7 separate regions of the Mus musculus genome follow, and regions 1, 2, 3, 4, 5 and 6 are each linked to region 7. The links are chromatin loops, found by intact Hi-C in ENCODE. Cell type or tissue: left cerebral cortex. All regions are shown on one strand. Region 1 holds the start of Gm46284 (a long non-coding RNA gene). Region 2 holds the start of n-TWcca8 (a tRNA gene). Region 3 has its middle 14 kb from the start of Cdrt4os1. Region 4 has its middle 21 kb from the start of Tvp23bos. Region 5 overlaps Cdrt4 (CMT1A duplicated region transcript 4). Region 6 holds the start of Tvp23bos (a long non-coding RNA gene). Region 7 overlaps Pmp22 (peripheral myelin protein 22).

Region 1 (4,000 bases), 140 kb before region 7:
GGGTTCAAATGGTCCTGGAAGGCCTTGCCCCTGGCTGGCTGACAGAAAGGGATCTAAGGGAAGCTGACAGAGGCAGAATGGAGTCAGCAGAAACCAACAGGATGCAGCTAGTGAGTTTCTTCATCCCCTCTAACCAGGCAGACTCTTGCTAGTGTGTCCTCTGTGGACAGGGTTTCAGGGGCATAAGAAGAGATGTGGTTGGCTGATTTCCAACCCTAGCATCTCCCAGGCATATCTAGCACAAAGTAGAGGATGATTTTTTGAAGCCAACAGAAAATTAGCTCAGTAACCACCAGTGTGATGCTCGCTGTGGCACCTGAATCTGGCATTGGAGAGCTCCCCAACCCCCTTAGAGGTTGTGATGGTTTGAATGTGCTTGGCCCAGAGAGTGGCACTACTAGGTAGGATGTGTGGCCTTGTAGAGTAGGTATAGTCTTGTTGGAGGAAGTGTGTCACTGTTGAGGTGGGCTCTGAGACCTTCCTTCTAACTTTCTGGAAGTTGGTCTTTTCCTAGCTGCCTTCAGTACGAGAGTTAGAACTCTCAACTCCTGCAGTGCTATGCCTGCCTGGATGCTGCCATTCCTCCTGCCATAATGATAATGGACTGAACCTCTGAATTCGTAAGCCAACCCCAATTAAAATTTGTCCTTATAAGAATTGCCTTGATCATGGTGTCTGTCCACAGCAGTAAAACCCTAACTAAGAGTTTGGTTCCTGGAGTGGGGTATTGCTGTGATAGGCCTGACCACATTTCTCTTTGGAAGTCTAGGTTGGGATACTGGGGTCTGGCCATTTAGGGGCTTGAGCATCTCTTGCTATATTTCCAAGAAGAATTGTCCCAGGAAAGTGACTGCTGGGCAGGACTAGCTGGACATGTAAGAAATTTGTTGGTTATTGGTTGGAAGATGATCCTTAGCCTCAGTGACTTACAGTGTCCAATGCTTTGATGTGTCAACTGGTTCAGACTTTCCCAAGGGTTATGAGGACATGGACCAATGGGTCCATCTCTCCAAAGGATGCTGTGACTAAAGTCCTGGAGGTCCTGGAGTACCAAGACAAAGAGGAAGAGCTGCCTTTGATTTCACAGCCCACTAGCACACAGGTCCCATTACCCTAGGTATAGCCCTGAAATCTTGAGGTCTAGGAAAGCCCAGATCATACTTGTTGGGATTAACTTTGTTCATCTCTGATGTTTCCAGAAATAAGCATGGAGCCTTTCCAGGACCCTGACAACCATCTGGAGCAGTCAGGGCATGCATGAAGTGGAATGTGGATTATTTCCACGTAACCTCATCTGCTTGTTCAAACCAGGGAGGCCTGGAGTATCTCAGGTTACTCTGAGCACAGTTAATGGCAATCTTGAAGAAGGAACTGGCTTTCTTTGATGTCTCACAGTCTATAGCCACCTCTTATTTATCTCCTCCCTGTGTGCTGTGTTTTGCTTAGCAGAGTTGCTGCAGTGGTTCTTGTTGCTTTTGTAGTCTGTGTAAGAATCAGAACGCACACTTTCTTAGCCTATCTGTGTTGCTGGTAACTAAGGCCACATTCTGACACATTTCATTCAGATTTCATACAGATTCCTTGGCTTCCTGTGCACAATATGATATTGACCATTTGCAAATTCCGGGGTGGGGTGGGGCAGACAGTTGACCTTTAACCTCCACAAGCTGCTGATCGGATTTGCTTTGGACATCAAGCGGTTCTGCGTTCTGGAGTTTCCTTAGCTGTGGCCTGGGGGGAACATCTTAATGGAGATTAGGCCTGCCCCAATGAGAAGAGGCTGCAAGAATCTGCAGGGAAACTTCCAGAGCAGAGGTTCTGGTAGAGGTGTATACATTTGGGGGTTGCCTGAGCTCTCTAACTGGAACGAGAGATAGAGATGGGACCTGAGCGGATAGAGTAGATACTTTGTGAGCCATGCTGAAATGAAGTGGACGGAGCATGCCCAGTGTGCCTTTTAGTTTTTGCAGTCCAGGGTCCTTATGCAGGAGGGTTAATGTCACACAGTTATACAGCTTCCTCCTTTAGGATGTGCAGAACACAGCGAGCTCCTGAGCCAGAGGATTTCTGGGTCTTGTCAGGGCTCCTTCAAGGTAGCTAAGCAAACATGGGAAATAGAGGAGCCAGCATAGGGAAGAAACCTGCCCCCTGCACTGTTACTGACCATGCATCTGTGGAGATAAAGAACAAGGCTTAAATGCCCTAGCCCTCCAGCTGCTCCCTGTGTGAGTCAGCAACTGTAACAAAAAGATTACAAAGTGCTCTCTAAGCTTTGTCCAAGCCAACAGGGCCTTCTCCACCACTTGGTTCTGGCTTTAAGTTAGTTCCCACCCCTAGACTCTTAAGGAATCTGTTTGTTTGTACAGACCAAAGGACACTTTTTTTTTTTTTTTTTTTTTTAGAGCTTTCAAGTTATTTGTGGCAGATAGAGCACAGACTGAGAAAGCCACGGAAGGGCTGTGGGGGAGGGGGAAGGAGACAGATTTGATGGAAACTCAAAGCTGACTTTCTGTTTGTTGAAACACCTCTTCCTACTTCTTACCCCTCTCTGGCTCATATCTCTTTTATCTGGGACCCAGGGCCTTAGCCAACTACTTGGAAATCACAGGCTGACATTGCTAGATCTCTAGGGGGCATGGTTGGGTTTTTGGGAAGAGCCAGGAGGCAATATAGAACACCTGTATTGTGTCCGCACAGGGCCCTGACACTTGGCACACACTGTAGGGTGCTTGGCCACGTACTGCAGACATGGAACAAGAGGCAAATTAACTATGAAATTATGTTGCTTCCCGTAAAGGTTACAGACTACACTTGGAATTTCATCACCCCGTATTCTATGCCACCCCACACTCTGTACCTCACTCTAAGCATGGCTGACTTTTCCATGTAGAGCCTCCTTGTGGGTACACAAACTGAGTGTAGGTGGTATGACCTTGACTTTATATTCCAGAGGCAGTGAACATTCCCTCCCCACCTCTGGCATTTCTAGGTGGTTCTTTTACTGACTCATGCGCTTCCTGTCTCCATTCAACCTTTCAGCGACCCAGAGCGGCCCAACCCATTCTTTTCAGTAGAGAGAGGGACCTGAGATGTCGCAGGATTTCAGACAAGTTGGGAACTTGACTCCTGGCACTGTTTCTGCACATGGGCCAAGTGGGCAGATATTTTTTGTAGAGAACAGTCAGTTTGAGAGCCAGCAGCAGCTGGAGGGAAGTTGGTCTGAGTGTGGCTGACTCTTTATTTATACTTTTGCACACTGGAACCTGTGCATATTCACTTTACTGTTTAGAATCCTGAGACAAGCTTACTTTGGTAAGTGGGTGATAGTGGAAGTAAGAGAGCCTTGGTTGGTCCTCAAGTAGTTCAGTACCGAGTGTGGGGGTCACTTTTGAACTCAATACTTTGCCTGCTCTCAGATCACCTCAAATTTCTATCGGTGATAGTTCTGCTGGGTTTGGTCTGCAATTGCTGAGCCCAGGGTATATTGTTAAGCAGCTTTCCCCGAAACTCTTCTTCATGTGGTCAGATTGCTCTGTGCCTGTGGTCCCGTAGGTATTGAACAAGTCTGGCCACATTCTCCTGTGTTCCCTGGAGTGTGGTATGTGTACTGGGCCAGAATTGGTGCTCAAATATTGAGTAGGGAGTTTTTAAGAGCAAGCTCTAAGACTCAAAACAGAAAGTACCAAGAAGAGACTACTTCAGTGACAAGAGGTTAGTAAACACACATTTTTTTTTTTTTTTTTTTTGTAGGTGGGAATAGGCTGCCTTGCCGTAAACTCTACTCCTAGTCTTAATTCTATTATCTAAATAAGAATAATGGACACCTTTTATGTACTTTTTCTTTTAAGGTACTGGGAAAACAGAAGGAACATGAGACACAAAGTCATACATAAAACACATGGTTAGTCTGTCCCTTTAAAAAAACCTTTCAAGCCTTCATGAGGAGATTCCAAGCTTATTTTTCTTTCTCTAGCCTTTATCAGAAGGGACATAATTCCAC
Region 2 (4,000 bases), 390 kb before region 7:
TTTTCATAGATCGCATTGATAATGGCTGCCTTTGTTTATGTGGGCTGCAAACACAGAGACTATGCAGTGAATTGTCTGTCTAACTGGTTCCTTATATAGTGGGTATCTGGTCATTGGCAAGCGGAAACAAACATTGTTTACTAACATACAAAGTAGGGTTTCCTCTAGTGGACCCTAGAGGTGCAGGTTAATGGGGGTGTACAATAAGTATAGTTTGAGGGAGTTCCAAATGTGAAACACATGCAATCTGTTAAACAAGTCTTTCAATGGCTCTTAAAATAGTTTTATGGAAACAATTAACAAAGCAGTATCCGGCTGCCAGGAGTTTCCCAGGTCGCATTCTGAGTGCACCCCCTAGTTCTTCTATTAGGAGTTCTTGCTGTTCTTGTTGCAGACTTGTCTAAAAGAAACAAACTTATTCTTATGGTTAGTACAAGACGAATGCAAAATATCAGGAACCAAAATACTTCTTTCAACCAATGAAACCAATTCTATACAGGGTAACACACGAAATCAATCTGAGCAGTCCTGGCTAATTGGTCCCATATGCCACACTTTTTCGATTCCTTATTCCAGTCCTTTTGAATGTAGATGTCTGCTCTGAGTAGCCCTACCATATTGTGCAATTCTGCTGTCTTATGCACCGAAATTTTTTCTCGGTTCAAGAGTGTTTGATGCATGCTCTGTAGTTGTTTCTCATTGTGCTCTGCTATCTCATCGATCTCTGTAATGCTTTTAACAAGTTTATCCCTTTTGCGGTCTTTCTCCAATTCAAAATCAAATTGGGCATCAGATGAGAAGTAACTTGGTAGTATACTGTGGTTACTCTCATCTGATTGTGGACTATGATCTGCGGACAATTATGTACAAGATAGCATCCTCTAGTTATATTCCATTTTACATGATTATTGTCCACGGATGTTTCATTTAGATAATTGCATCTAGTGATAGTGTCATTATTGGTGCACACTAAGAATTGATAGTTACACAGGGTTTGTACAGTCTGAGGCATAGTGGAATATGCCAACGCTGTATTTTCCATCTTTCTTATGGGTACACGTGGATATAAATATGTGTTGGGTCCTAATCTGTAAGTTTGTTCCATGGGATGCTGGTGTGCTGTTAACATTTATCCATATGAAATGGTCAATTGGCGCCAACCAGGTTTCCTCCTGTGTATAATGGTGTTTTATACCACTTATTTGATTGTGGTATATGTTTATCCAGGTATCCATTCTGTGCACTATCTGAAAATATCTGTACTAAGTTTAGTTCGCATATGCCGTCAGCACACCAAGACATTCTTTCAGAGTCCAGAGTAGTTTGAAATTCTGGGGCTCATCTGCCCATTCCAATATGTCTAATTCTCTAGATATACTTATACATTAGATCCATAAATTTGGCACACAATCAGGTTATGATTAGTGGTACTGAGATTCAGTGTCCTTTTGTATTCCTGACTGTATGTTTCCTGGAATACCCGTTATCTGTGTTTCCATGGTATTGACTATCATATGCAATGCATCAATTGATTGTGATACTGCATGCAATGCTTTGGCTGTGTCTGCATTAATTTTTTGTATACAGTAGAGTTCTGCTTTAACAGGTTGAACAATGGCTGCTGCTACTCCTCTGCCTGTAATACCTCCGAGGATTGCATTGCTCCATCCACAAAAGTGCCTGCTGATAGTGCTTGTAGGGGTTTTCCTCCAAATCCATCTGGGTAATATGTTTTGGGCCATTATAATGTCATTAAATTAATTTTAAACTGGATGGGTCTAACTCTTGGCAAGAGAATGGCTTGTGCTGGTAATGTTGTGTCTGGTTCAATAAGTGGAGCTGTTACTAGTTTTGGTTTACCTGGTGGTACAAGGCCATCCATCATAGGCCTTGACTCTGGTTGTTAAATATTCACTCTGATAGACTACTTTGGAAGCAGCCCCCTCTTTCAGAGTGTGATGTGGAAAAACAGAGGCTTCTTCTAGAAGGCATTTCTAAATCATAGAATCATACAGGCTTGCATAAGATGTGCCCCTATGCTGGCTCCGTTTGTCATTAAAGCCATAGGCATGCCCAGGGGTCATGTCATTTTCTCATCCAGCCACTAGAGGGCGGTGCCAGACTGCAAGTTGGCCCTCTACAGACCACATCCTAAACCTTAGAGAATTATTACACTTCCAAGTGTAATTCATTAGCTTTTTTTTTTTTTCTTCAATATAATTTAGAAGCTAGGAATCCTTTCTAACAAAGAAATATAAAGTTAACCACTAAATGGATACCTGCTGAAGGAGCTGCACTGACTCGGAGATAAACGCGAGTCATTTAAAACGTGTTCCTGCTTGGAGCACCTCTTCATCATCAGTGTGTTGGGGGGTGGTAGTAGGGGTGGGGGCAGAACCTTAGAAGTGGCCAGGAGGAGGCTCCTTAGTCACTGGAGACAGGAAACTGTCCTACAAGCCCTGGATAATTGTCATGAAAGGAGTAAGCCTGTCTTTCTTGCACTCTCTCTGACCTTAGTGTTCAAGACGGGACTCTTTCTCTCACGTAGGATTCTGTCACAGGCCTTGAAACCTTTGTCAGAGCTCCTATTATGCTATTTGGACTTTCAGTCTCCGTGGCTACGAGTAAATAAAATTTTGTTGTTGTTGTTGTTCTTTATGAAGTTAACTTTTTATTGTAGTGATGAAGATCACCAATTTGTGCCAGTGCGCGCGCGCGCGCACACACACACACACACACACACACACACACATAAAAAATTAAGTTTTCTTTCTCTTCTCTCTACCTTTTCTTTTTCAGGAAATCATTTTTGCATCTGTTTTTGTAGAATGTACGATAATTTTTTATCTTCGTATAATGGGAAAACAAATCTTTGCTAATTTTAAATAAGATGAGTTGGTGTTTAAAATTGATCACTGAAAAATCTGTACACACACGAGCGCACACACACATAGAAGTCCCAAGCAAATTCTTTTGTAATAATGATGTTGAAAGGATAGACTATTATCTGACAGGTAGATCTTTTAAAACCTTATTTATTCATATGGCATTCATAATCTTGAACAGTAGGCATTTAAAATAAAATGTTTTTACAGAATTAATTCTTAGGATATAATGCTAAAAAAGAGATTCCTTGACTATAAACATTTGAAAGGTTGGAGAATCTAACGAACTTGGAGTTTGTGTTTGGCAGTGGGTTAGGCAGGGAGGACAGGAGCTGCGAATGAGCGCAAGGTGTTTGCTGTCACAGTCTATGGCTTAGAGTCCGTTTAAAACCTGATGCTTAGACACGCGAAAAGAAACCAGCAGCATTAGGAAGGCTCCAGAAAACCTTCCTCAACCAGCTGAGAGAAAAGTTCACTTATAAGAATTTTAATTCCTCGCCTCCTTGTATTTTAAGTCTCTGCCGTCCTTCAGAGTTAGAAGTGTGTGAGCAAAGGTTTTCAGCGAAAATGTTTTGGCCATTTCAACCTCAGCTTAAAAGTGACTGTGTGAGGGCCTGTATTGAAGCCCCGCCCCCAACACCTGGATCAAAACTACCCAGTCAACCAAACAAAACTGAGAGTTTAAAACTTCATTTTGCTGTTCCTCTTTATGTGTTTAAGCATGCTGGTATACATTACATTTCCCGCTTCTATTTTGGTCATCTGTGAATTGATTTGGCTCTTTGTCTAATTTAATTCCGATCGCAAATGCTGAAGTGGTTTTGTAGTTAAGTGGCCAAGTTTCTTATCAGTATAGAGAAGAATTGGGTAAATGACTTGTCTGTAGATTTGAAAATGCCAGGGCTTTGGCCTTTCTAGCTCAATTGTAGGAAAACAGGTACTCATGACCCCGACGTGATTTGAACACGCAACCTTCTGATCTGGAGTCAGACGCGCTACCATTGCGCCACGAGGTCATTGATACATAATGCATTTTGATCCTCTAAAGCTCCAGCATCCTGGCGGCTTTCTCCTGCAACTCCTCCTCCTGGACCGGCGCGCAGAGTTCCCGAGGC
Region 3 (4,000 bases), 120 kb before region 7:
GTTCTAGAAATGCAACTTGAAATCTAGGGATGAACACATGGCCTAAGAATACAACAGTTCCTTCTATGTCCTATTTCAGTGGCGGGTATATCAACTTACACAGATTTTTAAATTTTTATTTATTTTTTGACACCATTGCCAAGTATTAGGTTGCTCTAGCTATATATTTCTGAGTCCTCTACTCTGTCTGTTTCCCTCCTCTGGTTAGCATGTTTTGCCACTATGGACCTGTAGAATAATTTGAGATCAGTTGTCTCGATATTGCCAGCGTAGTTCTTCTTGTGTTGAGTGTTCATAGTCTTTGTGTTTCCAAGTTGAGTTTTAAGATTTGCCTACCCCAATTTTTTCTGAGTATGAATGATACTGTTGTGAATTTGAGGGAGATGGCATATACTCTGTAGATAGTGCATTCAGTAATATAGCTATCTTTACAATATTAGTTCTGCCAAATCTAGAGCAGGGAGATCTTTCTATCTTCTAACATTTTCCTCAGTTTATTTCTTCATCCTGGTAGAAATCGGTCTCCTTTTTGTTTAGGTTTATTCCTAGATACTAAAAAAAAACTGTTATGAATGGGTTATTTCCCCAATTTTGCTCCTGGCAAGTGTGTTACTAATATATATAAAAGTTATTGACTTTTGTATGTGTGATAAAAGTTATCATCTTAGCCATTTTAACCGTATGGCTTAGTGGTATTAAACACGTTCATATTGTTGTGGAACCATCAGCACCATCTATCTCCATCTTCTCCAAGGGAAATGCCACAATCCTTACCTATTCCTTGTCTCCTTTGTCCTTTGCCCTCAGACTCCGATGACCACAGTATTATTTTTTTGTCTCCATGAGCTTGCTACTCTACAATCTCATGTAGGTGGGATTACATAGCATTGTTTGCTCTTTGATACATAGTTTCACTTAGCATGATCTCAACACGGTTCATTCCTGCTGTAGCATGCAGAAGAATTTCATTCCCTTTTAATGCTAAACAATATTCTCCATTATATGCATATATATATATTTCATTGGCCGTTCATCTGTTGATGGACACTTAGGTTCTTTTGGCTGCTGTAAACAATGCCGCTGTGAGCATACAGTGCACCAATTTGGCCTTAAACTTTGAGATGATTATATATCCACATGTTTTTGTAGGCAATAGTAAATGTATAGTGCGCGTGAGCGCACGCACACACACACACATACATATGCTCGTGTGCGCACGTATTTTGTTCTACTCAGCTTTGGCATCTGTGTAAGCTCATATACCTACCACTAAAGTAGGACATGGAACAAGGAATCATTGTGTTGTTGGGTCATGCATTCAGCCCTAAAGCATGAGAGAGAAGCTTTGGGCCATGGCTTCCAAGAGGGTAAAGGAGGCAAGGGATTGGTCTGAAGCCAGCCTCATGTCTAGCAGCATCTCCAGACCACACATATTTTCACATCTTATCCTGATCAGTAACCAGCAGCCATAATTATGCCATCCATTACCACATTGCTAATCCAATCCAAGACAACACCAGTGAACTTAAATCCCGGGCATTGGCTCCTTAAATGGAATGCTTCTACAAGAACTGTGGTGTCTGATAGGGGAGGAAAAAACCACATTAAAATGAACTTTAATGTCTACTTTATTAAATCCAGCATAAGACTAATATAATCATCTCATTGTGTAAATTATTTCAATTTTAATGTAAGCATTTCACTCGGTATTTGCATTCTGTTTGTTCATTTGTTTGTATTTGGTCTTGGATATCTGTATTTTGTACCTACAATATGTCTTGATTTGGCCTAGCCCATGTGGCCACATGCTGTCCGTTAATTAAGAGACCGTTAATGCTAGCAACATGAGCATCTGGCTTGATAGGTTCTCAGAGAGGCCAGCTGGTTGCTGGCAATATAACAACTTTGCCTGGGGGGCTCTGTTACCTTGGCAACCTGCTCTCCATCAGCCCTGTTGGATGTTTAGTAAACTGACATGGAACCTGTCTTTGGGGTTCAGAGGTGGAGCGCGTGGTTCTGAGATGCACACTAAGATTTCTAGAGAAGGTGGAGGCGAAATCAGCTGGAAGCAATGTTTTAAGGGAATCCCAGACTGTTGGGAAGGACTGGATTCCTGGAACTTGACAGCCCTGGATGTCGCTCTAACTCCCCGAGCCAAGGGCCTTTGGCATTCCACTTGGGTCACTGGGCTGACCACTTACACCCTGCAGTGAGAGGCAGTCTCCCTACCACCCTGGGGAACTTCTGTTCATCATTCCACCCAGGAGTTGGCAGCGCTGCCCACGTCTAGCCACCTAACAGATAGATGGAATACCAGCTGCCCACAGCCATACTGTGTCAGCTAAAAGCACCTTCAAAAATGAGTGGCTGTATAACAAAGTCCTCTGTCTGTTGCAGGCTGGGACAATGTCTACCCCAGCCCACACTTTGATTGTGGGAACATTTCTTGCTATAGTAACACTCTGGAGAGACTATTATAGAGTTTCTGCAAAATGTGTAGCCTCGTGGGCCTTCAACTGGTGGCTCTCTTTGGAGAAGCTTTTCATGGTGGTATGCAGAGTCTGCCTCCTACCCACTGACCCTTGCCCCTGACGGCTCTTCTCAGCCAAGCCTAGCAAGCACACAGAGCATCTACCTTAGCAGCTTGAAAGGCACTAAGTTCTCTTCAGCGTAGAGCAATCTGGTAAGTTTTACACATAGTGGATTTGGATTCAACACCACCTGTTGTTTCTTCTCCCCCTCCCCCCACTTTTGTCCTGTGGCTCTCTGAAGGTTTAGAACTGCATACATACTTCCATTGGGTGGGAATTCTCCAGTGGCTGCTATGATATGATGTCTGGTTTCAGAGTCGCAACATTCAAGTTCCAGTGTCACCTAAGGCATTGAAGCCCAGAGGGCTTCAGTTTCATCCATTTACAAAGCATCAAACTACCCAATGGCCAAACTGCTAACAGCTTGCGACTTTTCTGCTAAGCCAATAACCCGGACAAGCTAGAGTAAAAGTACGTCTGTACACCCTCACCCTCCGTGTTCACACAAAGATGAGGCTCCTGAGGAAGCCACCTTCCAGTAAGCTACACAGCAGGCCCTGTGTGAATGAACAGGGGCAGGATGCGGGATTCTGACGTAGGCATCCATACCTCCTGGTTGAGCTCCCTGAGGCCTGAGGTCTTTTCAGAGACCCAAGATCTCAGCACAGGACTCAGAAGGAGGTGAGCTGGCCTGCTATTCAACAATTAACTGCAGGGCAAGTGAATGTAGGTATTAACTGCCTCTTCCAGGAACACTCTCACAGAAAATCTCTTAAGAGCTAGCCAGCGGATGCCCTGCACTTGGGCTCCTGCATTGTTTATGCATTCAGCTACTGAGATCAATATTTCAGACGAGCAGGCAGAAGGGCCAGGCTTGCTCGCTGGTCCCTGGAGCCATCACTGCTCTGTTTCCATCCCCATTTCCTAGTTTTCAGCTTCTGGTTGGTCCCTTCCTTGCCCTACAAACCTTTTAACTTTCATTTTTTTTATTGCTGCACCCCATTCCCACATACCCACTGAGCTCTGTATGGTATTTGATGCATGTAGATACTGTGTAATGGTTACAGATCACAAGAGGGTTGCTCTTTCCACGGGAGCAGAGCCTAATCACATTTTTGTTTTCCTCTTTGCTCTACCCCACCCTCTTTCCCATCTCTACTCCCCCTCTCCCCTTCTGGGTAACTTGTCTCTTTCCCTGTAGCCCCACCCTACTGCAAGTCACTGCCTGTCACTGCTTTCCTTGTTTTCTGTATCAAAAGGCTCCTTCCTCCACCCCCACACCAGTCCAGGTACTCCACATGTCTGCCCCTACTGTATCTGGATCTGCTTGCATCTTCTTCATCTAACTTCTCTATGGAGTGACTCTCACTCAGGAGGGGCACATCAGAGATATGGACCTAGCCACCCCATGCTCGAGTTGAAGGAATAACTCCAGGCTAGCTTCCTTGTTCCTCAGGGCCCATCTCCTA
Region 4 (4,000 bases), 230 kb before region 7:
TTCTCTAGCCCCTCCATTGGGGGCCCTGTGATCCATCCAACAGCTGACTGTGAGCATCCACTTATGTGTTTGCTAGGCCCCGGCCTAGTCTCACAAGAGACAGCTATATCAGGGTCCTTTCAGCAAACGCTTGCTAGTGTATGCAATGGAGTCATCGTTTGGAGGCTAATTATGGGATGGATCCCTGGATATGGCAGTCTCTAGATGGTCCATCCTTTTGTCTCAGCTCCAAACTTTGTCTCTGTAACTCCTTCCATGGGTGATTGTTTCCAATTCTAAGAAGGGGCAAAGTGTCCACACTTTGGTCTTCGTTCTTCTTCAGTTTCATGTGTTTTGCAAATTGTATCTTATATCTCGGGTATACTAATTTTCTGGGCTAATATCCACTTATCAGTGAGTACATTTCATTTGAGTTCTTTTGTGATTGTGTTACCTCACTCAGGATGATGCCCTCCAGGTCCAACCATTTGCCTAGGAATTTCATAAATTCATTCTTTTTAATAGCTGAGTAGTACTCCATTGTGTAAATGTACCAAATTTTTTGTATCCATTCCTCTGTTGAGGGGCATCTGGGTTCTTTCCAGCTTCTGGCTATTATAAATAAGGCTGCTATGAACATAATGGAGCATGTGTCCTTCTTACCGGTTGGGACATCTTCTGGATATATGCCCAGGAGAGGGATTGCAGGATCCTCCGGTAGTACTATGTCCAATTTTCTGAGGAACCGCCAGACTGATTTCCAGAGTGGTTGTACAAGCTTGCAATCCCACCAACAATGAAGGAGTGTTCCTCTTTCTCCCCATCCTCGCCAGCATCTGCTGTCACCTGAATTTTTGATCTTAGCCATTCTGACTGGTGTGAGATGGAATCTCAGGGTTGTTTTGATTTGCATTTCTCTGATGATTAAGGATGCTGAGCATTTTTTCAGGTGCTTCTCTGCCATTTGGTATTCCTCAGGTGAGAATTCTCTGTTTAGTTCTGAGCCCCATTTTTTAATGGGGTTATTTGATTTTCTGGAGTTCACCTTCTTAAGTTCTTTATATATATTGGATATTAGTCCCCTATCTGATTTAGGATAGGTAAAGATCCTTTCCCAATCTGTTGGTGGCCTTTTTGTCTTATTGACGGTGTCTTTTGCCTTGCAGAAGCTTTGCAGTTTCATGAGGTCCCATTTGTCAATTCTTGATCTTACAGCACAAGCCATTGCTGTTCTATTCAGGAATTTTTCCCGTGCCAATATCTTCGAGGCTTTTCCCCACTTTCTCCTCTATAAGTTTCAGTGTCTCTGGTTTTATGTGGAGTTCCTTGATCCATTTATATTTGACCAGAGGTCTTAGGATCTTGTGGGTGATCCTGTGTGGGTCCTTGCGGGTGTCCGGAGACTCTGCAGGCAAGGCACCCCGGTGCTGGAGTGGACCGGAAGGGACTTGTGCAAAGATCAGGCTGGCTTATCTGCTTCCCTAGTTAATGCAGTCTCAGGTCCCGAGTGATTGGATTGGAGCAGATGATGTGTTCCGCTCACCAGAGGTCTTAGGATCCCGTGGGGGATCCTGTGTGGGTCCTTGCGGGTGTCCAGAAACTCTGCAGGCAAGGCACCCCGGTGCTGGAGTGGACCGGAAGGGCTAAATAAATCTTAAAAAAAAAAAAAAGTTTAGAGACGAGCTCAGTCCAAATCAATGGTCCCTGAAAGGGTTTTGAGAGAACTAAGATATGAGCTGGGAGTGTACTATAGTTGTTTGGTCCTAATTATTTTTATAGTTGAAACACATCCTGCTCTCTGTTCTGTTCCTTGACAGCAGTTGAAGCTTGATAACGTCTTTGCAGTTTTTAAAATTATTATATTATTTTATTTATTTACCTTCCGTCTATGCTGATATCACCCTGAATGCCCACGATCTCGTCGTCTTTGCAGTTTTAAATAGCTCTAGGATGATTCCTTTCACTGCCGGATGGTCTCTCTTTGTGTAACTCGCATTTGGTTCACTAGATGGCAGTATACCAACGTATGCTGTACATGGAACTGCTGGGTACTTCAGCTGCCAATTGCTAGTTCTACTTGGGAAACTACAGTAGAGTTCTAGTTTGCCTGCAAATGATGTAGGGCTAAATTCTTTCCTCCTGTTTCTCTGTTAATTGAAATCACTGTTAATGGGTGGATAGATGCTGAGTGACTAGTATGGTGACAAAGTACCAGCTTGGGTAAATATAGCAAAGCATCTGTCTTGTTGCGCATGCCCAGTGAGGTGCTTCAGACAGAGACTCGGGAACCGCTGATATGGCTGTATGGCTTGTGCCTTCCCTGATATTGCCAAGATCTCAGTTGGAAAGTGAGAAGACTGTGGCTGGTGGGTCTGCAGCTTTCCCAGGGTCGTGTGAAGCTGGGACTCCTACAGGGAAAGGGAAGATGAGCAGATAAAGGAAGTTTAGGAGGAGCCGGTGTGGAGGACAGTGGGTTGCCACTAAGCAGAATGTAACCTTGGGACTGACTGGGCCAAGACTACAGAGTTCAGGGCGTCTCAGTTATCCAAGCAGAAAATGTAACACCCTATGGTGTCTGTAGCAAAAGTGTTAAATATTTCAAGTGCTAAGGGGCAAGATGATGAGCCAACAGAGCTGAGGTTCAATGTGGGTTTCCTACCAGTTGTGTGTTCATGAACAAAACACCTCTCTGATTCCTCTCAGAGTGACTCCAGGAAGGAGATAGCTATTTACATTCATAGGCTTAGAGAATGCAGTGATAGATCCAAGGTCTCAGAACAGCTAGACTAGACGGATCTAAGATTCGGACCTGAACAGTCTGCCCTAGGTTAACAGTCACTACACACAAGGTCTCCTTAACCTGTAGCACCCAGGCCTGGTTGTGCAATCTCCTCACATTAGACTTTCCCAGAGACATGGGCGAACACAAAGAGGTTTAGATCAAGGGTTTGACTTTAGTGACAATGGCAGTTGGCAAATTCCAAACCCGTAGGGCAGGTTAGGTAGGCCATCCTTGAAAACTGCCTGTTGTAGCCTCAAGGACACCTCTTCTTCAGGAAAAGAAGTCTCTTGCCTTTAATGCCTTCAGCTGGCCAGACCTACCCATTTAAATGGGCTAACTTATTTTTTAGACAGACTTTCATTCTTTAGACCAGGCTGGCCTTGAATGTGTGACAATCCTGCCTCAGCCTCTCAAGTTCTAGAATTTTCTAGGACTACAGGTATGAAGTACTATACCAAGCAGGGTGTATAATCTCTTTGATGATGTTAACTCTGTCTACATAACACCTTCACAGTAATAACTGATGTTGTTTGATTAGCTATCCACTATTGTAACATTGACACAGAAACAGCACACCCGTCCAGTATCTGTGGACAGTGACATCAGGGGTCTCCCTTGTCATCTGCATCAGTGCATGGGCAATTTACCTGTTGGCATTCAGCAAACAGTAGGTGTGTGCTACCCCATTCCAGCCTTGGTGAAGGCCACCATGTTCTCACCTGTAGATGTGAGCTAGGCACAGAGGCTCAGTGTGTCTAACTCATGCATTGCTTTCTCTTGGGCTCCTTCCTTAGCACAGTAGAAGGACTTATATGGAAGCAGGTGCGTTTCACCTTTGAGCATCCTTGTCTCATGGTAAAAGCATGAAGGTTTAAAACAACAGAACTAACCTAGGCTAGATCAGCATGTGTGATTGTGGATCTGGGGGTATCTGTAGCCATGGTGTTAATCCTTTTGAGGTCAGGCTGTCCTTTCTGAGACAGCAGATAGGGTTGTGGACAGTACCCACTTGGGGTGGAATTATCCCTTGGACAACCTTTTGTTTTAGTGTTCTATTGCTATGAAGAGGCACTATGACCAAGGCAATTCTTAGAAAGCATTTAATTGGGGGCTTGCTTACAATTTCAGAGGGTTAGTTTATGAACATCATTGAAGAAGCAAACAGACATGGTGCTGGAGTAGTAGCTGAGAGTTTTATATACTGATTCACAGGCAGAGAAAGAAGAGAAAGAGAGGGAG
Region 5 (4,000 bases), 150 kb before region 7:
TTTCTAGTTGCATGAGATTCCCAGTCTAATGAATGAATGATCCATATGCCAAAGGAGATCGATTATTCTACATGTTCGTTCTATTTCTTGAAAGGCTACAAAGCAAGTCAACCTAGAAGAAGCCCTGAGAAACACTGCTGGGGAGGTGTTTACTAGGTGTTTAAACAAACTGGGTGGGCCGTATTCATATGCCTGCAATCATGTCTAAAATAGATCCTATAAATGGCGACTCTTGGGCTAAGTAACCTATTTGATCAGTGCTCTGATCCCCTTTCTTTTTAAACAGCGTCCTTTAGCATCTTGAGAGATTCTTGTATCCTATGGGAGACAATTTAGGCAACATCAGACAAAGCTAGTACCTCACTCCTGAGCATACACTATCTTACAGTATCAGGCCAAAAGCCCGAGCGGAGTTGACTTGTACCAATGTACTAATCCATTAATCCTGCCTGGAACCACAAAATCCTTTTGTAAGATGGCTTCCTGAGATAAGGGCAGACAGTGGCCAGCCTGTGGCAGACAGAGAGTGAGGTAATCAGTTTAGGAGAATCCCATCCATCCGCACTGCCTGCCCCCTCACCGCAGCACTCTAAGCCACTGGCTAGCTTCTGCCTTTGATCTAAGTCCACCCACTATTGTCACATGGTTCTGGAAAGGCCCCATGACCCCATTAGTGTCTGGAAGGGTACTGAGAAACAGCACATAACAAGCAAATACTGAAAGAAAGCCAATGTCTCAGACAACCTCCTGGTCCTGTTTTCTGTCTCTTGAGTAGTTAGTATCACCTTATAAATCCTCAGCGATTGGGTGGGTAGACTCACAGGCACCCAGTCACAACGGGTACCGCATGTTAGAATCACCCGGTGTTCATCTCCTCACTATTGCTGTGATGAAAATACTCTGATCAAAAGCAAAAGTATTTATTTAGCTCACATGTCCAGGTCACTGTCCATCATGGGGTGGGGTGGGGTGGGAGAAGCAGGAACCATGGAGCCACTGCCGGCTCACCCCCACACTCAGCCCCACACTAGCTTCCTTACACAGCCCAGGACCACTTTCCCAGTGATGACACTATACCAATTAAGACAACACCCACCCCCACACTCTTCCCAGGCCAGTTGGATCAAGGTAATTCCTCAGTTGAGGTTTTCCTCTCAGATGAGTCTAGGCTGTGTCAAGTTTACAATTCTCAAGACGTTTCAGCTAGTATGTAATACATGCACTATGTTATTTGTGTGTAGTAATGGGATTCAATGGGCATACTTCAATACAAATACTCAACAGAGCACTGATCAAATCCACCTCCTGTTACCTACCTTCCTCAAGGCCTTCACCCTTCTGGGAAGCTTTAATTCCAAAGCCTGTGCTGCCTCTCCTTCCAGGCAATAGAAATCCTAAGACACTTTCTAAGAAAAGCTGGGCTCAATTCGCTGCTGTCTTCATTTCCTAAGTAGCAATTGAGACCTTAACTTAAGGATCACAGTCCCTGCCACCACAGTCATGCCACGTTCCAGGTCAGTGTCACTCCTTTGAATCTGAGCTCAGGATCTCAGGCTAGATTCTAAAAATGGGAAACTGAGTGGAGACTGGGGAGAGCTGAATGTGGACCTTGGTGTCTATGGGAGAAACAGGAAAGCTACTTCAGTGTGGGCTCCCCACCCCCATTGATGCTGTTTCTGTCTGGAGACTGTACGGCTTTGCATTTTATTTATGGGAAGACCAAAAAAAAAAAAAAAAAGAGAACCCTTGTGCTAGATTTGAGGAAAATTATGAAAGGTCTCAGCTTGTCTTCTGACTTATGTCAACTCTTTATCGCTTGTTGTTTTCAACGGACAAGTCCTCCTGGTGCGTTTTGAGACTCTCTTAACCATTTTGAACAGGGTACACTATGAACCAAGCCCCCCAGACACTTCAGATTTGTTAACTGGGGATTTAGAAGCAAGGAAAGGGGATTCTCAACCCCCTAAATATCAACTCCAAGTGTGTGTGTGTGTGTGTGTGTGTGTGTGTGTGTGTGTTTCCAGTGTCTGGCACTATGTGGGGGCACAAATTCCAACAGCTCTATAAACATGCATGGTAAGTTGAGTACTCTTTCATTGAAGGTAGACAGGCAAGATCTGGGTGGCCACTTGGATGCCCTCTGTTTGAGGGCACTTAGAATGGATGACCTTAAAATTTCAGAACCTATGACTGGTCTTAGAAGAAAAAAAAAAGAAAGCCTTAAATTTTACTTTAAAATAAGTCTCTGTATCTCTTTCTATGTTAGAGGACCATTTTAGCATGATATGTTTTGTAGCCTCGAAGAACTATATTGATATTGTATTTTAAAATGCCTTGTTGTAGAGTATTGCCGTTGAAACTCAGTGGAGAATCCTGTAAGACCTGGATCACAAAGATTTGACAAAAATTGGATTTTGATTTTGTCTTAGTTAGGGTTTCTATTGCTGTGGAGAGACATCACTACCATGGCAACTCTAATAAAGGGAACCATTTGATTATGGCTGGCTTACTGTTCAGAGGTTTAGTCCATTGTCATTAGGGCAGGATAACTTGGTGGCATGCAGGCAGACATAGTGCTGGAGAGGTAGCCAAGAAGCCTACACCTGGATCTGCAGGCAGCAGAAAGAGAATGAAACACTAGGCCTTGCTTGAGTTTCTGAAACCTCAAAGCTCCGCCCTCCCCAGTGATGCAGTTCCTCCAACAAGGCCACACCTATCAGTAGGGCCAGTCCGTATGAGCCTATAGGTCCATCTTCATCCAAACTACCAGTCTTTTTCTTTCTAATATGAACACATCTCCAGGGTGCTATCATTTGTAGGAGTTTCAGATTTTAAAGTTTCTATAATTCCATGACAGTTCCTTGATTGGGAGAACAAAAGGTATGCAAATGTGGTACCTACGTTAGAGGTGGATGGTCCACACAAGTCAGCAAACCACGGCTCACTTCTGTCGCAGCTGATAGACTTGGCACCGCTACTTATGCAGAGGATGCTGTGGTACTCAGTGCGGTCCATGCATCAAGAGCATCATCATCCTTTGGGTTTATTTGTAGAAGCAAGTTCTCAGATTCTCGAAACAGATCTACTGAGTTGAAGCATCCATCTGAGATTCAGGCACAGCTAGTCTCTGCAGGTGATTCTAGGGCTATTAAAGTTGGGAAGCACTGACCCTAGACCAAGAGTTCTGAGTGTGGTTCCCAGTGGCACTAACATCTCCTGGGAACTTACTGAAAATCATCTTCAGCATGCTTTCATGGGGCTTTGGCAGGTAAAGGCTGAAATATTCCACGACTCTTTTAAATACTTAGAGGCCATAGAGATGGAAAAACAGTAATAAATAATACATGGAGGAGTGATGGTTCAGCCTGTACACTTCTTGCTATGCAAGTGTAAGAACTTAAATTTTATCTCTGGCATCTGCTTGCTTGGACAAGCTCTCCAGCTAGATAGGCCTATGAGGTTGCGAACCATTGACTGTGGTCCCCCCCCCCCCCCAAATCATCCACATTCATGAGCACATGGAACAATTTGACTTTCTGGTTTCAGCCTGTCTTCAGCCTGTCCTTGGGCCACTCTAGGTAAATCCTGGCGGTTGTCTGGCCATCTCTGCCACTTATGTCCCCAGCTGCAGGCTGAGAAGCTCAAGTCAGAGGGTGAGACCTTGCCATACTTAAAGGAACCAGACAATACCTGGAGCCTTCAGGGTCTGCCCAGGACTCAGACTGTAAATCCAGGAGATCTGAAAGCAGGGCCCTGAAGAGCCACTCATGGCAACCCAAGGAGCTGGAGCAAGGCCACACAGCAGGCATTAGGACTCATCCAGTTCTCCTGTGAGGGACAGACCACAGGACTTAGGATCCCCAGAGTGGCTACTGATCACTTGTCAGATCAGCATGAGGAGGCCCTGGCTTTCCAGTTTTCCCAAAGCCATTTGCATCTGTGATATAAAGAAAGCTGTAGCAATGAGAGAGAACTGGAGCAGAAGCCTACAGGAGGAGTT
Region 6 (4,000 bases), 210 kb before region 7:
GCATGTTTTTCCCCATGAGGTGATGAAGACAAGGGATTCTCTCATCTGAGAAGATGCCATGCTGTTTGGATTTCTAGTCTCCAAAGTTTTTTCTTTTAAGTACTCAGCCTCAGTCATTCTTGGTATAGTAACAACAGCGGCCCAACCTATGCATGACGTTGACTCAGAGGAGTAGCCGTTCTTCTTCTCTTCTCCCCTCAAAATGGCAATTGAATTAATTTCTAGGTTTTAGTCCTTCTAGAGAAGCACTGAAGGGGAAGGGGGAGGGGCAAAATCCCTTTATAAACCACAACAAATCACTGTACCTTATTGAAATAAATCACTGTCCTCCACTTTAAAGGTGATTTGATATACACTCAATACATTTTTCTGTGGTTATGAGCATCTGCTATTCTTGCAGAGGACCCAGGTTCAGTTCCCAGCACCTCCTGTGGCAGTTTACAACCATCTATAATGCCAGTTCTGGGGATCTGATGCCCTCTTCTGGCCTCTGTGGGCAGTACCTGTGGTATACACACAGACAAGTGCACACACATACATACTAAAAAAAAAAAAAAATCCCCAAAAAACAAAAATTAAAAAGTGCATTTTCTGGGATTGGTTCTTTATCTCAGTGGTAGATTTCTTGCAAGATCCTGAGTTCCATCTCCAGCATTCACCCTGTCTAAAAGGGAGTGCATTTTTCCTCCTCTCTAGTTATTGGCACTGCTTTCCAGAACTATCTAACTCCCTCCCCCTCGACTCCTCAACATAAATCCTGGCTGAAAGCTCACCCTGTGCTCTTCAACGATCTTCTCGGTTTTTCATTTCTTATTCAAGTGAATCTTGGCCTGTTCAGAAACCACAGGATTTCACTTATGCCTTCGATCTGCCCTGCTTGCTCCTTCTGTGTCACCAAACACCAGGAGCTGACAAAGACAAAGATGCCGTTAGCCAGAAGAAAGGGGGCATAGCATTTTGCATGTTGAAACAGTCCTTTCTGTAGATGTCTGCATGAGAAGCCTGTGCTGGTAGAGTCACATGCCACAGGGCCCCTCAGTCCCTGGTTCTGGGCTTCCTGGCAGTCTCAGCATCCTGGATGCTCAGCCAGGTCTCCCTTGATGGAGCCTGGACTGTGCTTGGGCTTCATACAGCTGTCAGGTCTGGTTTTCATGCTACTCATGGGGCCCCAGGTTGGGCCTCCTTGCTTGGCACTGGAACTTCATTCCTGGCTGTCTTATGACCTCCCCAGCCCTTCTCTCCCCCAACTGCCAAGAGATCTGATTCCATTTCCAAGACCTGGCATAACCCACTATATTCACAGCCTCCATACCACCCTGAAAACCCTTCCAATAACATTTCCTTAACTACAGTGGGCGCTTTCATTTCCTGATTTTTTCCTTTAAATTTTCCTGCTGACTAGGTGTTGCCAGACCGGTCACTTAAAAGTTAATTTACAGAGTCCCGAGCTTCCTTTAGGGAACACAAGCTGAGACGCCAAAATCTCTGTTTTTCAAAGAATGTGATGTTAAAAACCACCCGGCTGGGTCCCAGACTGTAATTTAAAAGAAAAAGAAAAGGAGGAGGAGGAGGAAGGGGAGGAGAAGGAGGACAGAGTGGGGGAGGAGGAGGAGGAGGAGGAGGAGGAGGAGGAGGAGGAGGAGGAGGAGGAGGAGATGACAACGATGATGACTACTACGAAGAACCACCACCACCACCACTACAACCACTACCGGAGTGTCCATGGGTTGAAGCGTTTTGATTTACACACCATTTTCTCCCAGATAATCCGAATTTTTCCAACCGAGTACATCACGCCAGTTACAAGAAACCATTCCTGCCCCACCTTAACCGCCTCCCGCCTTCCTTAAGCTTCTGGAAGCTGCCAGCAGATGGCGCTAGCCCACCTGATTTTTCCTTGTGTGGCCTTGGGAGTCAGACAGGGAGGTAGGTGGGGGAGAGGCCTGAAGTCAGAAGAACGCTGAGCCCAGGCCAAGATTTCTTCTGGCATCTGGAATGCATTAAAAACAACCCACAGAGCTGAATATAATTCTCCTTCGAAGAGAGTGGGGTGGGGAGAGAAGAAGAAGGAGGGAGGGAGAGAGGAAGACAGGAAAACAGAGCGGGGAGGGGAAGAGGGTTGAAAATGGCAGCGACAGGCAGAGAAGCCCGTGGGTCATCCTGGAGACGTGTGCCTCATCTCACTTGTCCATGACAGCTGCCAGCATTTCTGCTCTGGGTGAACAGGGCGACATGGTTGAGAGGAGGAAGCAAGCGACAACCAGAGGGTTCTGATAGGATGGTGGGAAGGGATTCCCAGCCTTCTCCAGCAGGCTCCTCCTCACTGGCTTGGCGGTATCTGCTCTTGAGGGCGCCTCCTCTGCACGCAGCCCTATCGGCTTAGAGCACAGCATACCCGTGCTTATGGAGGCTGTGAGCAGGTTGAATTCCAGGGACCGATCGGCCTTCTCTGCCACTAACCCTCACTCCTCCAACTTCCAATTCAATTTCCTTTTCTCCTGGGCCTTGACGGAAATAGTTTTTAATGGTTGCTCAACCGTGCCACCTAGTGCTTAGCAGATTCTGTGTGAAGAGCAAGCAAAAGACAGTGGGGACATACCATCTGGGAAGGAGGCAGCTAGCTGACTGTCAGTGGGGACCAGTCTTGGGTTTGCAGACCGGTTCTTCTTTTTACTCCTGATACCAAAGGACAAAGACACCCATTCCGCTAAGCTGGGAGAGAGCTGGGCCGGGTTGTGTCTGTCCACTGGGAGGCCATGCCGAGGTACTGAAGAGACCGTGCAGAGAGCTACCAGACAGAACTACCAGGCTGGGCTAAGCTGCCTCTGGGTGTCCTTTGTCCTTCACGGGAGCAGGTGTTGGGAGTCTGATTCTTGGTAAGCGGTATTGGGAGGTGATGTGGAAACTTTAGGTTCTACCTAGTGAGAAGGCTGCCACCGTGTGGTTTGTCCACCAGTACCATAGCACCCACCAGGAAGCCTATACTAGATGCTACCATCTTGTCATTGAACTTGTGAAACCTTGAACTAAAGAAATCTTTTTCCATAATAAGGTATGCAATCATGGGTGTTTCGTTTTAGCCACGGACAATTAACTACTAGTACAACCACCCTGTCAGACTGTCTAATTTCCATGAATTTAATCAAGGACATGGGCCACCAGGAATGGTGCTTTCACATACAACAGCTACCAGCAGGGTCTTAGAATCCTCCTGGCAGGGCTTGCTGAGTGACACAGCTGAGCCCCCAGCCTAACCTTGGAGCCCACTGCCATCTTCTTGCCCTTGTAATCCTACCAGCTGCCCTCCTGGCTCTTCCTGCTCCGGGCTTGCTGTCAGCCCCCTCATGCCATGCCACCCTCAGCCCCACCTCTCCTCTCCTCCTGCTCAGCCTCATGTAGACGTCTACAAAGAGCTGGCAGTGCTTCATGTTCATGTTCATTCTGGGGTCAACTCAAAGTAGTGACTGGCACCACGGACTGGAGCCAGTGTGAGAGGTCAGATCTTGTCCACTGCTGGGTAATTTGAGCCCGTTGTGTAAGCTGTCATAGCCTCAGTTTCCTCATAGGAAAAATGGGATGATGATAGCAGCTATGCCATTGGGTTGTTTTGAGGGCTGAGTTGACACATTTAAGTTGCTTACCCGGGACAAACACTTGATAATGGTTGCTGTTGTTAATAGCTCCCCTTTTCTCAAATCTGGTTGTCTTTAAGGAGTTCTGCTTTATGGGAAAGGGAATGTGGGTGGCTGTGTTAGTCTGTGCCTGGTCCTCTAGACTGATAGTTTCCAAACAGCAAAGTAGGTTTGGAAACATGTAACTACTCTCTTAGGATATATGAGGGAGCAGGGGACTTAACTTTCTGTGGCAGAGTTAACTGTCTATTCCCCAAACCCCATGACCTTTTCCCTCTTAGACACAAGCTAAACTACATTTCCTAGCCTCCCTTGTGAGACTTCATTCTGTGCAACTTAATCAGAGCCTCTGTGATACCAGAGTGCTG
Region 7 (4,000 bases):
CACAAAACAGTGTTCCCACCTCCACGTGATGTCTATACCAAGCTGTCACCTCTCATTTTCGGATCACAACTGTCAACTTTACCAGGGAGTGGTGAGGGAGGAAGGGGAGGGCTGGGCATCCAGAGGATGAGGCTGGGGAATGGCTTGCTGATCTCACTGGGCAGGAGGGGGAGGGCCAGGCATCCAGGGGATGAGGCTGGGGAATACCATCCTTTGCCCTGCTCCTTTCTCCCTTCTCTCCTCACTGCTTTACTGACCGGGCATGTCTGGCTGTTTGCAGCAATGGCTCGTGGGCAATGGACACACGACTGATCTCTGGCAGAACTGTACCACATCCGCCTTGGGAGCCGTCCAACACTGCTACTCCTCATCAGTGAGCGGTGAGAGACTAGTTTTGTGCCCTGTGCAGATTGGTCCTAACTGGGTCTTCTTTTGCACCTGAAATGATCAATTCTTGAGGCTCTGGTCTAGAAAGTCCCTACTGGGTTGGGGTGGACTGTGTCACAGAGTCAGATATCCAACATGAGAGGGAGGGGACAGCTGTCTCATGAGGGAGTCTTCTGTCTCACCATGACTCTACCTAAGCCATGCCATCAGCTTGTCCCAGTCACCTTGTGTAGTGTTCTTTGTGGGCAAAGAGATATGGACCCAGGTAAGCAGAGAAGGTGACATGCCAAGACACACTCAAAGCAGATCCCACGGCGACAGGTGATATTGTGGACATTTTTGGCTTGGAAGCTGTCTCTATCAGAAATGTCCTGCATCACCCTGCTGCAGCTGCAGGCGATTGGGCCTTCCTGCATATGGCCTGGCCAGGTTTGGGCCCCCTGGTTACCAGACTGCCTTCCGGGGTCTTGGTCCACAAGGGTACTATTTAGCATCATAAACTGAGCCCGTGGGCCCTTCTGCAAAGCATGTGTTTCTGCTTCGCTCTCGGCATCTTTGGAAACAAACCTGAGGATATATTTGAAGGAACACTAGGACTGCTCAGCAGGGAGCCTGGGCTGTTCAGATGGACGTGTGGAAGTGAGACTGGTGCCAAGACTTGGTCTTGTGTTCCCTGGAGCCCTGGAATTCCGGCTTTGAAAGGCTAGTTAAGGACAGCTTCCAATCTTACTGTAAACTGCTTCCCCCGCCTCCCTCCTTTCTCTTGCTTGAAGATGCCACGCTCCATGAGAGGAACTACCAGTTCATATCCAGCCCCGTAGAGCAGGCAGTGAAGTGACTCAGCTCTGGGCAAGCCTTGGTTGGACTCTTCTTCCTACAGACTCTGCAGGAATATCATAGAAGCGTTGCAAATGAAAGACGTTAGTCTTAGTCCCAGTAGAAACGGGAACTGGTAACATATTTATATTGAGGACAGGTTAAAAAGCTCTTTTAAATTTTCACCGTTCTTGGCCTGGGGACAAGGCAAAAGACCTCAGCCCTTCCGAAATGAGTCTTTATCTGAGTGTGTGTGGCACACTAAATTGAAACCATCCTAGAGGTTGCATGGTTTGTTGGCAGCCAAGTAAATGCACTGTTCATGAGTGCTTGAGAATGTGATGAGGTTGCTCTTGGTCCCCCAAAGCCACAGCATCAGGTTTCAACCGCTTTAGCTCTAGGGTCTGGCAGAAGTTCCTCGCACAGTCACAATATGCCGCTCCTGGCTCCCCACTGCCATCTAGTGGTCAAAGGTGGCAAGGCAGCCTACAAAAGTCTGCTTTCTCTGGGGCTTTGGGCCTGGTGTCCACAGGCGCTGTCCCCAAGTGGCATCTGGCCACGTGGGGTTGGCACAGAATTCAAGAGTCTTAGGACCGGAAGGGAGCAGTTTTGGCAGGCGTATTAAAGCTGCCCGAGTTTCAGCCAAAAGGAGGAGGCAGAGGAACTAAGCTGTGCACAAACTGTCTGCAAGAGAGAGAATGGAAGATACAGCCTGTTAACTGGCCCAAACTCTGTCTCTTCTTGCTCAGTAAATAGCTGTCCCTTGGTGCCAGAAGCATATCTAAAAGAGGCACCAGTGCTGTTTTAAAAAGGAAACTTGCCTCTCAACTTCTCCATGCCTGGCATATCCATTGTCCTAAGCCAGCTCCCACCGACTTTGCTCAGTTTGTTAGCATGATTCCACGTGGGCTTGGTGGCTTTTCTGGGAACCCCAGGTCACAGCTCTGACAATAATGGGCTTCCAAGGCACTCAGGAAAGGCCCCAGAGAAGCTGGGCTTGCTTCCACTCAGGCAGATTCTAAATTAGGAGTTTCCGTTTGAACTTCCCGAGTAGTCATTACCTCTGCTGACGTCTTCCTGGTGTGTCAGCATGTCACGCCTAGGCTCTGAGCCATCAGTCCTCTGGGCCTGCTTTGCCTGTTCTGTGGTATTCAACAATGAGTTGTGTAACAATACAGTTACAAGGTACAGAATGTTCAAAGCATTGGCCTGTTTAAAGCATGGGGCCACCTTCATGAATGAATTGTGTTTAGTTCTTAGAATTAAGCCAGTTGTGTTTGTTCTTAGACTGTTGGAAGCAAGCTTTTGGAAGTAATAGTTATCAATAGTGATTTGTAAAGGATATTCATTGAATGTGTGCCCCCATTTACATCATGGGCTCCCCTACCTCCGATAAAATTTGCTGCAGCTATGGTTAGTCTGGAGTTCCTGGGTTCAAGGAAATCCCTCTGTCTCAGCTTCCTTGAGTAGCTGGGACATCACAGGCACATGCCATTATTTTAGCTCCAGCCCACTGTATCTCTGAAGGGACAGGGACTCTCTACCCTCTCTCCAGAGGTCAGCTTTGTTGTCATTGAAGCCACCTGGCAGTGTGGGTGGGGCCTACCTGATTGCACTCTCAGGCAACCCGCTATGCAATCAAGCCTGAAGTTGTCTCAGGTCTTTTCTCAAAGCCATGTCTTCCTGCTGAGATGTTTTACATGTCTTACCCCTGCCTCTAACCTCTAATCACCTTCTCCCCCTTTTCTAAATGGATTTGCCTGCTTGCTGAGGTTAACAAGCCCCACGGGGCCCACCCAGAGGCTTAGGAGCTCTGGGCCTTCACAGCCAGAGGCCTTACCGCTGCTGAACCTCAGTGAGGAGTCAGGGGATTTGGGTGTGGGGACATGAGTCACTATGGAGGCACACCAGGCCAGGTGCCTGTGGAGAGGGGGCCAGGCTCAGGGACAGTACCAGAGCTCAGGGGGGAGTGGAAGAAAAGTCTCTAGTGGGAGGCGGAACATGATCCATTCTCCAAAGGGTAGGCAGGACTTAAGTAAATAAAGGCAAGAGGGAGATAGGCTCTGTCTGGGTGACCAGTTGGCTGGTTAGTCCTAGGCCTGACTCCACTGGGCAGAACATCTTCAAATCTTAGTGCGGCAAGAGAGTTTATTTCCTCCTCTTTTAACGAAGAGCCCGGCAGCCTGAGAGATGCATGGGTTTCATGACATTTTTGGATAACTAGCTACTTTCTAGCTTATTTCTTGGAGTAGAATGGAGAGAAAAATGGAGTAGAATTCTGTCAATATTTCTCTCTCCCTCTTTTTTCTTTCCTCTCCCCCCCTCCTTCCTTCTCCTCCCCCTTCTCTCCCTTCCTCCCTAGCTTTCCATGATCAGGTAGAGTGAAATCTTGGAGTCCTTTATCCATGTGTGGGCATTTGTTTTCTTCCAGACCAGTTTTCTCTTCCAGACTCCAGAATCCTGTTTGCAGCCACCTGCCAGACAGTTCTGCTGGGCAGCTGATGAGACCTCACCCAAGCCATTATCCCCAGTCACCCTGCACCTTGCTCCTTAACCATCTTCCCTACCGTCTAGTATCTTAGTGAATAGCGCTTCACTGCCTGCCCAGCAGCTGGAGTCTGCCCTTTGTGCACTTGTCCCCCTTCTCAAGGCCCTGGGTCTCAGAGGCATGCTGTCCTCTAATGTCTGCTGTCACAGTCCCTTCAATTGTCAGAGGCACAGAAGCAGATTCTGATTAGATGGCTTTGATCTGTTCTTGTTCTTCTGTGATTGGTTTTCCAAGCTCAATCCAGGATGA

What was found. A loop is a pair of places that touch in the nucleus more often than their neighbours do. Peaks named below come from ENCODE experiments on the same cell type or tissue, not always from the same donor. Only the 100,000 strongest peaks of a DNase experiment are listed, where the experiment ranks them.
Region 1: a loop joins it to region 7, with 2.6 times the contacts of the local background. A loop is called at or near these places in 12 of 42 quality-filtered maps.
Region 2: it touches region 7 in a loop (3-fold over the local background); 29 of 42 quality-filtered maps call a loop at or near these places.
Region 3: a loop joins it to region 7, with 2.5 times the contacts of the local background. A loop is called at or near these places in 11 of 42 quality-filtered maps.
Region 4: a loop joins it to region 7, with 6 times the contacts of the local background. A loop is called at or near these places in 11 of 42 quality-filtered maps.
Region 5: a loop joins it to region 7, with 2.1 times the contacts of the local background. A loop is called at or near these places in 11 of 42 quality-filtered maps.
Region 6: it touches region 7 in a loop (6-fold over the local background); 39 of 42 quality-filtered maps call a loop at or near these places.

Annotation. Positions count from the first base shown.
Region 1 is chr11:62,993,633-62,997,632 of GRCm38, forward strand. All of the region lies in intron 2 of Cdrt4os1 (CMT1A duplicated region transcript 4, opposite strand 1), which reads right to left. It overlaps Gm46284 (a long non-coding RNA gene), which reads left to right and starts at 694. Exons shown (of 2, transcript XR_001780234.1): 1 at 694-4,000. In left cerebral cortex, no CTCF peak of the experiment used is centred here; DNase peaks (open chromatin) are centred at 2,455 and 3,137.
Region 2 is chr11:62,742,186-62,746,185 of GRCm38, forward strand. It overlaps n-TWcca8 (a tRNA gene), which reads right to left and starts at 3,901; the gene lies at 3,830-3,901. In left cerebral cortex, a CTCF peak has its summit at 2,104 (motif pointing right); DNase peaks (open chromatin) are centred at 2,094 and 3,928; H3K4me3 peaks cover 245 bases.
Region 3 is chr11:63,016,046-63,020,045 of GRCm38, forward strand. No RefSeq gene overlaps it. Among named protein-coding and RNA genes, the nearest start is that of Cdrt4os1, 14 kb to the left of the region's middle. In left cerebral cortex, no CTCF peak of the experiment used is centred here; a DNase peak (open chromatin) is centred at 2,362.
Region 4 is chr11:62,899,901-62,903,900 of GRCm38, forward strand. No RefSeq gene overlaps it. Among named protein-coding and RNA genes, the nearest start is that of Tvp23bos, 21 kb to the right of the region's middle. In left cerebral cortex, a CTCF peak has its summit at 1,989 (motif pointing right); a DNase peak (open chromatin) is centred at 1,988.
Region 5 is chr11:62,986,196-62,990,195 of GRCm38, forward strand. The region is part of intron 1 of Cdrt4 (CMT1A duplicated region transcript 4); the gene reads left to right. Among named protein-coding and RNA genes, the nearest start is that of Gm46284, 6.1 kb to the right of the region's middle. RefSeq lists an enhancer at 1-755. In left cerebral cortex, no CTCF peak of the experiment used is centred here; a DNase peak (open chromatin) is centred at 1,595.
Region 6 is chr11:62,919,350-62,923,349 of GRCm38, forward strand. Tvp23bos (a long non-coding RNA gene) reads right to left here and starts at 3,282. Exons shown (of 3, transcript XR_388723.3): 1 at 1,887-3,282; 2 at 774-908; 3 at 1-248. In left cerebral cortex, CTCF peaks have their summits at 486 (motif pointing left), 1,869 (motif pointing right) and 2,554 (motif pointing left); DNase peaks (open chromatin) are centred at 785, 1,091, 1,353, 1,897 and 1 more place; H3K4me3 peaks cover 767 bases; H3K27ac peaks cover 1,229 bases.
Region 7 is chr11:63,134,141-63,138,140 of GRCm38, forward strand. It overlaps Pmp22 (peripheral myelin protein 22), which reads left to right. Exons shown (of 5, transcript NM_008885.3): 3 at 281-380. Among named protein-coding and RNA genes, the nearest start is that of Pmp22, 4.7 kb to the left of the region's middle. In left cerebral cortex, a CTCF peak has its summit at 1,670 (motif pointing left); DNase peaks (open chromatin) are centred at 1,181, 1,716 and 2,217; H3K27ac peaks cover 2,819 bases.